Regions from separate parts of the Homo sapiens genome. Here region 2 is linked to region 1. The links are chromatin contacts, found by Hi-C or POLR2A ChIA-PET in ENCODE. All regions are on one chromosome and are shown on one strand. The core of a region is the stretch at or near the end of the contact, and the rest is flanking DNA. Distances in the headings are between cores, read along the strand shown. Region 1 overlaps LINC03007 (long intergenic non-protein coding RNA 3007). Region 2 has its middle 15 kb from the start of LINC03007.

Region 1 (4,623 bases), core at 1,014-3,513:
TAGGCATGTCAAAGAAAAGAAAACTGCAGGGCTGGGGGGAAGTAGGGAAGATTGCTCTTGTTTTATACAAAATCTCCTGAGGAGAGGCAAGAAAACAGGCAAGTAATAAATAACATACTCAAGTTTATCCTGAGCCCAAACAACCCTCAGGGCTGAGGCTCTGCAGACCGCCTTCCCTGCCAGACCCACTGCCACTCATCTGCGGCAAGGGGATGCCTTTCCTGCCTGAACACCCAGGCCTTCAGCCCTGGGTAAAAATATCTGTATTGGTATTTTGTAGCTTTTTCTCCTGCACGCTGATAAAAACAAACCCCGTTTGTTTAAAAATCAACTTCCCCACTCCCTCCGCCCTATTTCCACTCTACTCTCATCCTTTTCCAATTTTTTTTTGAAACCCCTTAAAGGAAATGTCACCCAAACATAAGGAATTGGTCATTAGTATGTCTAATGGTGGACATTTTTTATGTAACGCTCTGAATCTATAGTGAACAAAAGCAACTGTTGAGAACTCTGCAAAAAAACTGCCCAGCAATTTTAAGTTAATGGGCAAGATTAATGGATTGTCATATAATGTGAAGGGAAAGTATTAGAAAGAAATGAAAGTGGCTAGACAAAATTGGTTTGGAATTGGAGTCTACCTGAAGGCCCCTCAGCAAGAACATTACTGTCTGCTGTATTTTCAGCTAAGCAGTGTATTAATTTGAAAGCCATGCCTCGTACGGATACCCAGCACTTAGTGGTTGGTTTTATGTTTAAAATGCTTAGTATGAAACCTGTGCTGAAAATTTGCCCAAACATCTCACAGTTGATTGCAAACCCGAGTGCCTGGGGGCTCTGAGTCCACACCTCAAGAATGCTGGAGTGGGGGGACTTTCTGGCTCCACACCTGGGTTTGTCAAGGCCTCTTCGGGCTGCTGGGAATGTGCCCTGCCTGGGGCCCGCTGCTCTCCTCATCAGCCCTCTGACAGATTAAAACACAACAGGGTCTGTTGCCTGACTGACACATTCCTCTCCTGTCTGCCTCTGAAAGGACTTTATTTAACAGTCCTGGAGTCGGGCTTTGACTGACAGATTGTGAAGGGTAAAAGTCATTCAGTTCCATTAAGCTCTGTAACTGCCCTGGAACAAAACACCTTCCAAAAAAAGTGTCGGAGGGAGGGGAAAATAGAGCTGTGGAGAGTGGGGGCATGAGCTTTCGGGAGAAAAAAAGGGGGTTTCTTTTCAGGTTCAAAAACAATCCTCCTCTTTGCCTTCTGTCTATCAATTAGGGCGGCATTCCCAGAGGGAATACAGGCCCGGCCTCATTGGTGTCATTCAGCTGCCAATCTCCTGACAGAGACACCAAAGGGCCTCATGTAGCGCTGCGGAAACTGTCTGTCAGGCCATCAGCAGCTGCTATGACGACATCGCCTCTGTTTTTCTAGGACTCTTATGGAGGGGGGAGTTCACCCCAACAGAGTCTCAGAGTCTCGACTCCAAACCTCTGTTCATATTTTCCTTTTACAACCCATCCCCAGTGTGAATTTCTTCACAAAAACAACCCCCGGCTCCCTTGCCTGGCTCGGCTACGAGGTAAATAATAGCTTGCCAGCCAAGGACATGGTCTTGGGTGTGAGAAAGGGGTTCTGCTTCTGGGAAAAACCGAGTCGTGACTGAACACATTCAACGACTCTGGCTCAGATGAGTCCAAAGAAACCCGATTTGCAGTGAAAGGTCTCCATCCACCGAAAGGCCTGCACAGGCCGCGTGTGAAGAGCAGTGTGGCCCCACAGACGGCCTCCTGCTCAGCCTTAACCTTGTTTGGGTTGCTGTGGGTTTCATTCCCCTGGAGTTTTGCTTGGAGCCTGAAGGCTCAAGCACAGCTCAACACTTTAAGCCAAACTCAGCACCAAGCAACCACTTCCCACTGCTCTGTTTTTCTGCCTTGCTCCCCGCTTTCCCCAAGGCCTGACTTACACGGCTGCCTTGAGTTTGCCCCAAAGATTCCTCAGCCTCAGCTGATCACACAGAAGACCCAAGAGTACAAAGGAAGGGCCCGTTTACCCGAGCTTTCTGGCTGGACTGGGGAAAATATCTTTACCCCCTCCCTGCCCTCAACTCCCTCCTGTCCACTCCAGATTCTGCCTAAGACTTGGGGAGGCAGATCCGGGCCACCAATGGCCACCTGCAAAGATAGTGGTTGTCTCTGCATTCTGTAAAGGCTGTGTTTGTGATTCCTGGCATTTCCCTGGAAGTGTTTTCACATTACAGGGAGCTGCTTCCAAATGGTAATGATAGCACTTTGTACCAAACTGAGAGCTGGAGCAAGTTGCTGCCAAGCCCCCATGGTCGGGCCATCGTGTTGCAACGCTTCTGCTTCTATTACAGTTCTTCACATGTTCCACCCGAACCGTACAAAATGTTTAGCCAAACCCTGTAAGAACATGTACATAAAGCTGTCTCCATGCTGCCAAGGTGGTAAAGTCGATCTTTTTTCTTCCTTAAGTCTGAAAGCTCTGCTAAGGTCCAACACTTCCTGAGCATAAACTCCATCTGGGGTGGCTAAAATCTGTCTACAGGGCAATATACTGATTTTAGACACCCAGATGCTGGGCCTTGGATATGCACTACCTAAATGAAGACACTGCCTGGGGAAATTCAGAATTAACTAGATTTTTGGCACTGGGAGTATATGCAGAGAGGAGCAAATGGACAGGATGATGCGAGGGAGAGAGAGGTTGATGTGATTGTCACCTTCCTGCTCTGCAGCCTCAGGAAGACACACTCAGAAGCCAGCCCTTTGCCATCTGCATGGATAGAAATGGCAACAGTCATGGGAGGCACTGATAGTTCACTAATGAGTGAATATTTCCACATTGCTTTGCAGGTCTTTGGTTATTGCAGCACATTTTCATTACTGAAGCAGAGAAGAAACCAACCTAAGGAATTGGGCAGGCCACCAGGGATATACACAAAGTGCTCTCACCTCCTGGGGCATCACCAAAAAGAGACTTTAGTCGCTGGATCAAAGGCTATTGGGAACATTTCACTCAGGATGAATTATCTTGAAAACACCACCTGGAGTAGCCCCAAATAAGCAGATGCTTTGGAGCTCCTGGATGCTGAGTGGTGGCACAGATTCCCATCCTGGGGCTCCGTGTCACCATCCAATGTCTGGTAACCCCATCCATTCCCTTTGTATCTTCCACAAAGACTTCAGATCCTCACACTTCAGGCCTTCCAAAAGCTTCTCAATTGAAGGCCCAATAGTCTAAGATCTGAATATTGAATTGCCTTTGCTGGAAAGACAACTGTCTTTGTTTACTGCTTTCTCAAGCAATTCCTGGCTGTTTATGCCACCTGAGATTCTACATAGTTCTCTCTGGCCTTGTGTTCCAACATCTATTATATTAGGTACTGTGCCTCTCCTGTTTTTCTTTCCATTGTGCTAGGGAAGAATTAAAGGGTCCTTTGAGCCCTCAAGACAGTGATGTGTATAGTATTCATTGTGTAACATCTTATTTGATTTTTTTTTTTCTTTGAGGTGGAGTCTTGCTCTGTTGCCCAGGCTGGAGAGCAGTGGCGCCATCTGGGCCCATTGCAAGCTCCACCTCCTGGGTTCACGCCATTCTCCTGCCTCAGCCTCCCAAGTAGCTGAGACTACAGGCGCCTGCCACCACGCCCAGCTAATTTTTTGTATTTTTAGTAGAGACGGGGTTTCACCGTGTTAGCCAGGATGGTCTCGATATCCTGACCTCGTGATCCACCCGCCTCAGCCTCCCAAAGTGCTGGGATTACAGCCGTGAGCCACTGCACCTGGCCCTTGGTTGAATTTTTATCCTTACAGTATTTCCCCTTGACTGGTTACGTTGTGGGTAATCTTCAACCAAACCTGTTACAGTTTAATTTTAGCTAAATAAATAGTTCCTACTATTTAGTAAATATATGTAAGTTTAGACAATTTGTTCTTATTTCTGTGAGTAGATTCCCCCCCACTGTAAATTAGCTTAATCCTAATTAATCTTAATTAACATTACTCAGGTTCGTATTATAGCAATAAAATACATCATAAGCACCACCATTCCATCTTTTCATTTCATTCATGCAAACTATGAGGCCAAGAAAGACATGCTTGCCATGCACCTCCCCAACTCAGGAAAATTCTAATTCACAAATATAAATACATAACATGCCACTTGGTGTTGGTGTTACAACTTTTAGTCCATCTCCAGAATGAGATAGAAAGTAAGGACTTGAATGATCACCTAGCATCCCCATGGACACAAATCCTATGAGGATGGCGCCAATATGTTCCTCAGAATGTTATGAATTTCTAAAATGTCACATATGCCCATGTGCAAAGATCTATAAAACTTCATTATTGTTACAATTATGCACCATTTTCTGTTAGCCACACAAAGAAATCTCTTGATAAAACAAAAATAACTTTGAAGGACATGGTATACAGAAAGTGTCAGAATAACCAAAATGATTGACTGAAAAAAATCCAATATATCATCCTTAAATAACAAAACTACACAGATGAGAAGTGTGTTCTTGGCACATCAAGGAAGCATTTGGAAGAGCTCATTTGAATAGATGAATGGAATTGATCTATTAAAAGCACAGAGACAGCTGTCAGAC
Region 2 (4,623 bases), core at 990-3,489, 51 kb after region 1:
AGCCACATCAGTTTTGTTAAAAAGAAACAGATCTTCTATGAAAATAGAGATTTTATATACAACTTGACATTTGAAGACAGATACTTTACCAATGAGATGGTAAAAAACAGTCAGGACTGTTTGATTATGGCTGTAAAATTCCCAACTAAAAACAGTTAAATCAAAATAAAGGGGGTGATCAGGAAGGTACTGGGTGGTTCATGGAGTCGAAGGAGAGCTTCAGAGCTCAGAGGTGACACTTTCTGTTCATCTCATCGCTCTGCGGGCTGTTGGTGCCACGCTGTCTACTGCCAAAGGGCTTTCTACACTTCAGGGAGCATGGCTGGAGACAACTCTGACTTGCACAACTCAGACTTTCCAATCTGAATAGAAAGATATCCTCACCACCAGAACCACCTCGAACACCTGGGAAGGCCCCTGATTCTCCTGGCCGGTGCTGTGTGCCCACTCAGTCATTATGGATCATGGAGCAAGAACGGGGCAGACAAAAGCAGTAACCATCCCTGACAGATAAATACACCTCAAAAAGCCTGCACACCCTAATTCAGCTTAAACGTCCCATTTACTCGCTTCTCCAGACAGTCCAGACCATGTCGTCTTCTTCAATTTCTAGAAGGTGTCAGTTTTCCATTCTTCATTCCCTACCTCTGAGACAGCCCTTCCCACTGTCTGTCAGCACTCTCAGCCTTGCTCTCTACAACACGTAGACAAGAAGGCTTGGAACAATTGAAAAGACTGACAGGAGAAAAGACTTTGTAAAACATTTTGAATTTTGAAACCAAGTAGTTTGAGATGTTTCAGGGTTTTTTTAAGCCTGATTCATCTTAACATTCATAAATAGTATTGATCAGATCTGTATGCACACATACTTAACACACACGTGTGCTTTCCACTCCCACGAGGCAGAATAATCACTGGTGATCTAGTGATTACACAACTTAGAGAATAAAGACCCATATAGAATATCTAAAGAGAGCTGTCCAAATCTGATCCACTGCCTGTTTTTATTAATAAGGTTTTATTGAAATGCAGCCATACCCACCCCTTTAAGTATTTTCTATGGCTGTTTTTGTGCTGGAAAGTTGACTAGTTGCAATAGAGACTGTCAGGTCTGCAAAGTCTGAAATATGTACTATCTGGCCCTTTACAGAAAGTTCCCACATCCTGATCTAAACAAGTCCCCACAAAACCATTTTTCCCTTGAAACCATTTCAAGGATAAGTAGTGTTGTAAATCTGAATTATCCAGATAATTGCCATGTCGCTAATTTTCTTTGCCTGTACTTGCTGTTTAACCCAAACTACATGGACTTATGTCTGTACAGGCCAAGACTTGCAGGAGACCAGTCAACTGTGCATTCAGTCAACAAAAGTAACCAGTATTACTCATATTATCCCTCAAGCAATTGGAACAGTAATATGAAATATCTACACACTTGCCCCACACCTCCCCGTTCATTTCTCTTGGTCATAGAAACAGACGAGAAAGATGTAAGAAGGAGCGATGTGTATTCAGCTCAAAGTGAAGTGGAATTGTGACCATCACTGAATTCCACATAGATGATGATAATTGGGGAAACAGACAAGAAAATACATTTAAGAGTCTGAATTTTCTATTTTGCCTGTCAAAATAAGTGAATCACTGCTGAAATGCCATTTAACTTTACATTGTGTATAAACAGCAAGAAAAGGCAAAAATTACACTGACAAAATGCTATATTCACATTTTTCAGTTTCCTCTTTCTTAGTGCATAAAAATTCTGTGAAGTCTGCACCTCTCAAAAATTTTCTGTGTAACACAATATTGACATATTGAGGGAAACCAGAAGGAGCAAGCAAGAGACCCCAATACACACACACACACACACACACACACACGTTTCTAACCAAAAAAAAAAAGAAAAGTAAAGAAATCCAAGAGCAATAACCAACCCAAAAATGCCAAGAAGCAGGGTTATAAATTTAACACGAACAGCTCCCTCTTCCAACTCCCAGTCCGTTTATCAACTTTTAAAAACTAAATGACAAGTTAAGATTATTAGTCAAAATATATAAATAAATCACCTTACATATGTGATTTCCAAAGTCTGTGAATGATTTCACAGTGGTTAGTTGTAATAAGTGAATACACAGGCAACCTGGGTTTGGGAAAAAACTGGTCCAGGTAAGGCTGGAAGCCCGCCAACCTCCAGACAGCACAATTAGCACAGGAGGTAGACATGAAAGCTGGGCAGCACACAGGAGGCTTTACAACGGCATTGGGTGAGCTTTCTTTCACAAGGACATCCTAGCCATTGCTTGGTCTGCCATCCCCTACACGCAATTCTGCTGTTTATAGAAAGAACTTTTTTTAGATGCCTCCAAAAAGCAAGGATTAAGTCAACTCATCATAAATTCCTCCTGCTAGAAACCAACTCATGGAAAAAACTTTCTGAAAATACAGTTTGTCAAATGCTTTAGGTTTTAATGAAATGCCAAGATGTGGGAGTCATAAATTATCTGCTGCAACAGGAGGCCTCACAGAGAGTGAGGAATGCCAGAGCTCTGTGTTCAAGATGAATTGCTGGAAACTTCTCTATCTTAAAAAATTGATCCTGATTTTTTACCTGTTTAGATTTACACAACATCTGATGTTAACAGCCCTTATGTGGCTGCCATGTGCCAAATGTAGACAAAAAAAACAAGAAGAAAACATTCTTTGAGCTGGCCCAGAGCCAGGTTTGTCACACAAGGGCCCCTGCCCTCCAGGTATCATTTGGTTGCTGCCGTTCATAGCATTAGTGGTGTTGAAATGAAGCCAGCTGTATTCTTTGCAAACCAATTTGTCCAATAGCATGGATTATTGTGTTAGGTAATCTGTCACTTCTCAAAAAAAAAAATCTTTAATGGCCTTTACATATTGCTCTCAGAGCATTTGAAGGCCTTGTAGTGATACCATCCCATGCCTGATTTATTCACCTCAGAAGAAGCCACCCTATTTGGCACCGTCTCTGCTAAACAACTACAGCATTTTTAAGTGTAGAGCTATTCAAACCTGAATTTCCTAGATTATTTTATTTATGCAGTGCATGTAAACATTGAAAGCAAATTCACATCACCAAGGAAAATGATCCCCGTAACATGTCTAAAAATCATCTGTGACTCAGTGATATGATTAGTCCTGTGAAAGCGTTCAGGAAGGAAAGCTCTCTAAGCAATTTCCTCAGTTCTCAGATTCACTTTGTGAGCCTAGACCTAGGAATGAGAAATTTTTAAGGAACATTTTCAGTGTGCGCTTGGAAGAAAATATGGGCTGTTTTCAAGAAACATTCACTACTTGCAGAGCTGAGTCCTGCTCACATTTCTCTCAGACAGTTTCCCTAACTCATGACATGCACAATGATGTTACCCAAGGTTGAAGTTAAGAAACGGCAAGATTTCCTATATATTATGCATTAGTCCATCTGAAATTGCCTTTCTACACAGGTAACAGAAAGCTGACTCTAATCAAAGAGTATTTATTTCTCAAACATAGCAAGAAATCCTGAGGTGGCTGGTGCAGGCAGGTGTAGCAATTCCTCAGCAGGAGCTGGGTCCCAGCCTCCTCCCTCTCTCATCTACTCCTCACGCTTCTTACCTCATGGTTACAAGATAGCGGTCCTCCTGTGGTACCCCATCCACACAAAAGGAAAAGGGGATAGGACATCAGCCTTCAAGAGAAAAGCAAAATTTTTCCCCAAAATCCCCAGCAAACCTCTACTCATGTCTCATTGGGAAAGCTGGGACATTCAGTGGTTTAGGTGCGGACGTTGCCACCCCAAACAGGATTAGGATTCTGTCAGTATGGAAAGAATGGGTATTAGGAAGGTTTCTAGCAGGGTCCACCACAGTGCTTAAGAAGTCATATATTTCTATCCCGAGGAGAGAGCCACACCCAGACTTCAGTGAAACAGGCTGTGTTCTCCAAAACCCTGGTAAGCACCAGAGGCATTCAGTCCCTAAGAGGGACAACTTCGACCTGACTTCCTAGCAGGTGAAATCTTGAGTTAAATGTAAAGTGGGCAATTATGGAATCAAAATGTGATTGCTACTAATGCTGGAAGTAAGTGGCTTTACCAGATCAACCATAAAACATGAACCACATACACAGATATATATATTTTAAATCCTCTTCATAACACTCTTTACCTCTTTCCCACTGAAACTATCAGCTTGCATAATCCTATGGAAAAGGGCAACTTCCCATTCCAAGATATTGCAAAAAGTACTCTGTGCTGAAACAAAACGAAGGGAGGGAGGAGGGAGGAGTGGGGGGAGGGAGGAGTGGGGAGAGGGAGGAGAAGAGATAGGGAGGGAAGACAAAAAGCATTTACTCTAAAAAACAGAAAAGGGAATGATTATTCACTTTAGCCAATGGACCTCCCTTAAGATAATTTTTAAGAGCAAGATTTCCCAATAAATTTATAATAGTTCAATTTATATGCCTTTTTACAGGAATATGTCTAAATATAGAAAGTATAACCTGACACTTGTACTTTATAAAGATTTGGCCAAGATTGGCAAAACATAGTAATTGCTAAAGCAGGATAATGAATACACAGGGTTTCTTTATAGTCTATTTTCTCCTTCTGCTTGGGGTTTGAAA

What was found. Hi-C counts contacts between places; a loop is a spot of excess contacts on that map. ChIA-PET counts read pairs that join two places held with the same protein, here RNA polymerase II (POLR2A). Pooled maps may share reads with other maps.
Region 2: a map of aorta shows a loop between it and region 1 (2.5-fold over the local background). The contact joins two enhancer-like sites. A Hi-C loop is called at or near these places in 4 of 168 maps with a recorded cell type or tissue (aorta, chondrocyte and sigmoid colon) and 1 of 50 pooled maps. POLR2A ChIA-PET finds 5 or more read pairs at or near these places in 1 of 52 experiments (activated CD4-positive, alpha-beta T cell).

What each region holds. Positions count from the first base shown.
Region 1 is chr7:25,752,200-25,756,822 of GRCh38, forward strand. All of the region lies in intron 1 of LINC03007 (long intergenic non-protein coding RNA 3007), which reads right to left. Among named protein-coding and RNA genes, the nearest start is that of LINC03007, 36 kb to the right of the region's middle. RefSeq lists an enhancer at 84-2,463. Within about 2 kb of position 2,264, at least 10 of the 41 ENCODE cell types and tissues checked have a DNase peak (open chromatin) inside an H3K27ac peak, as active enhancers do.
Region 2 is chr7:25,803,036-25,807,658 of GRCh38, forward strand. No RefSeq gene overlaps it. Among named protein-coding and RNA genes, the nearest start is that of LINC03007, 15 kb to the left of the region's middle. Within about 2 kb of position 2,240, at least 3 of the 41 ENCODE cell types and tissues checked have a DNase peak (open chromatin) inside an H3K27ac peak, as active enhancers do.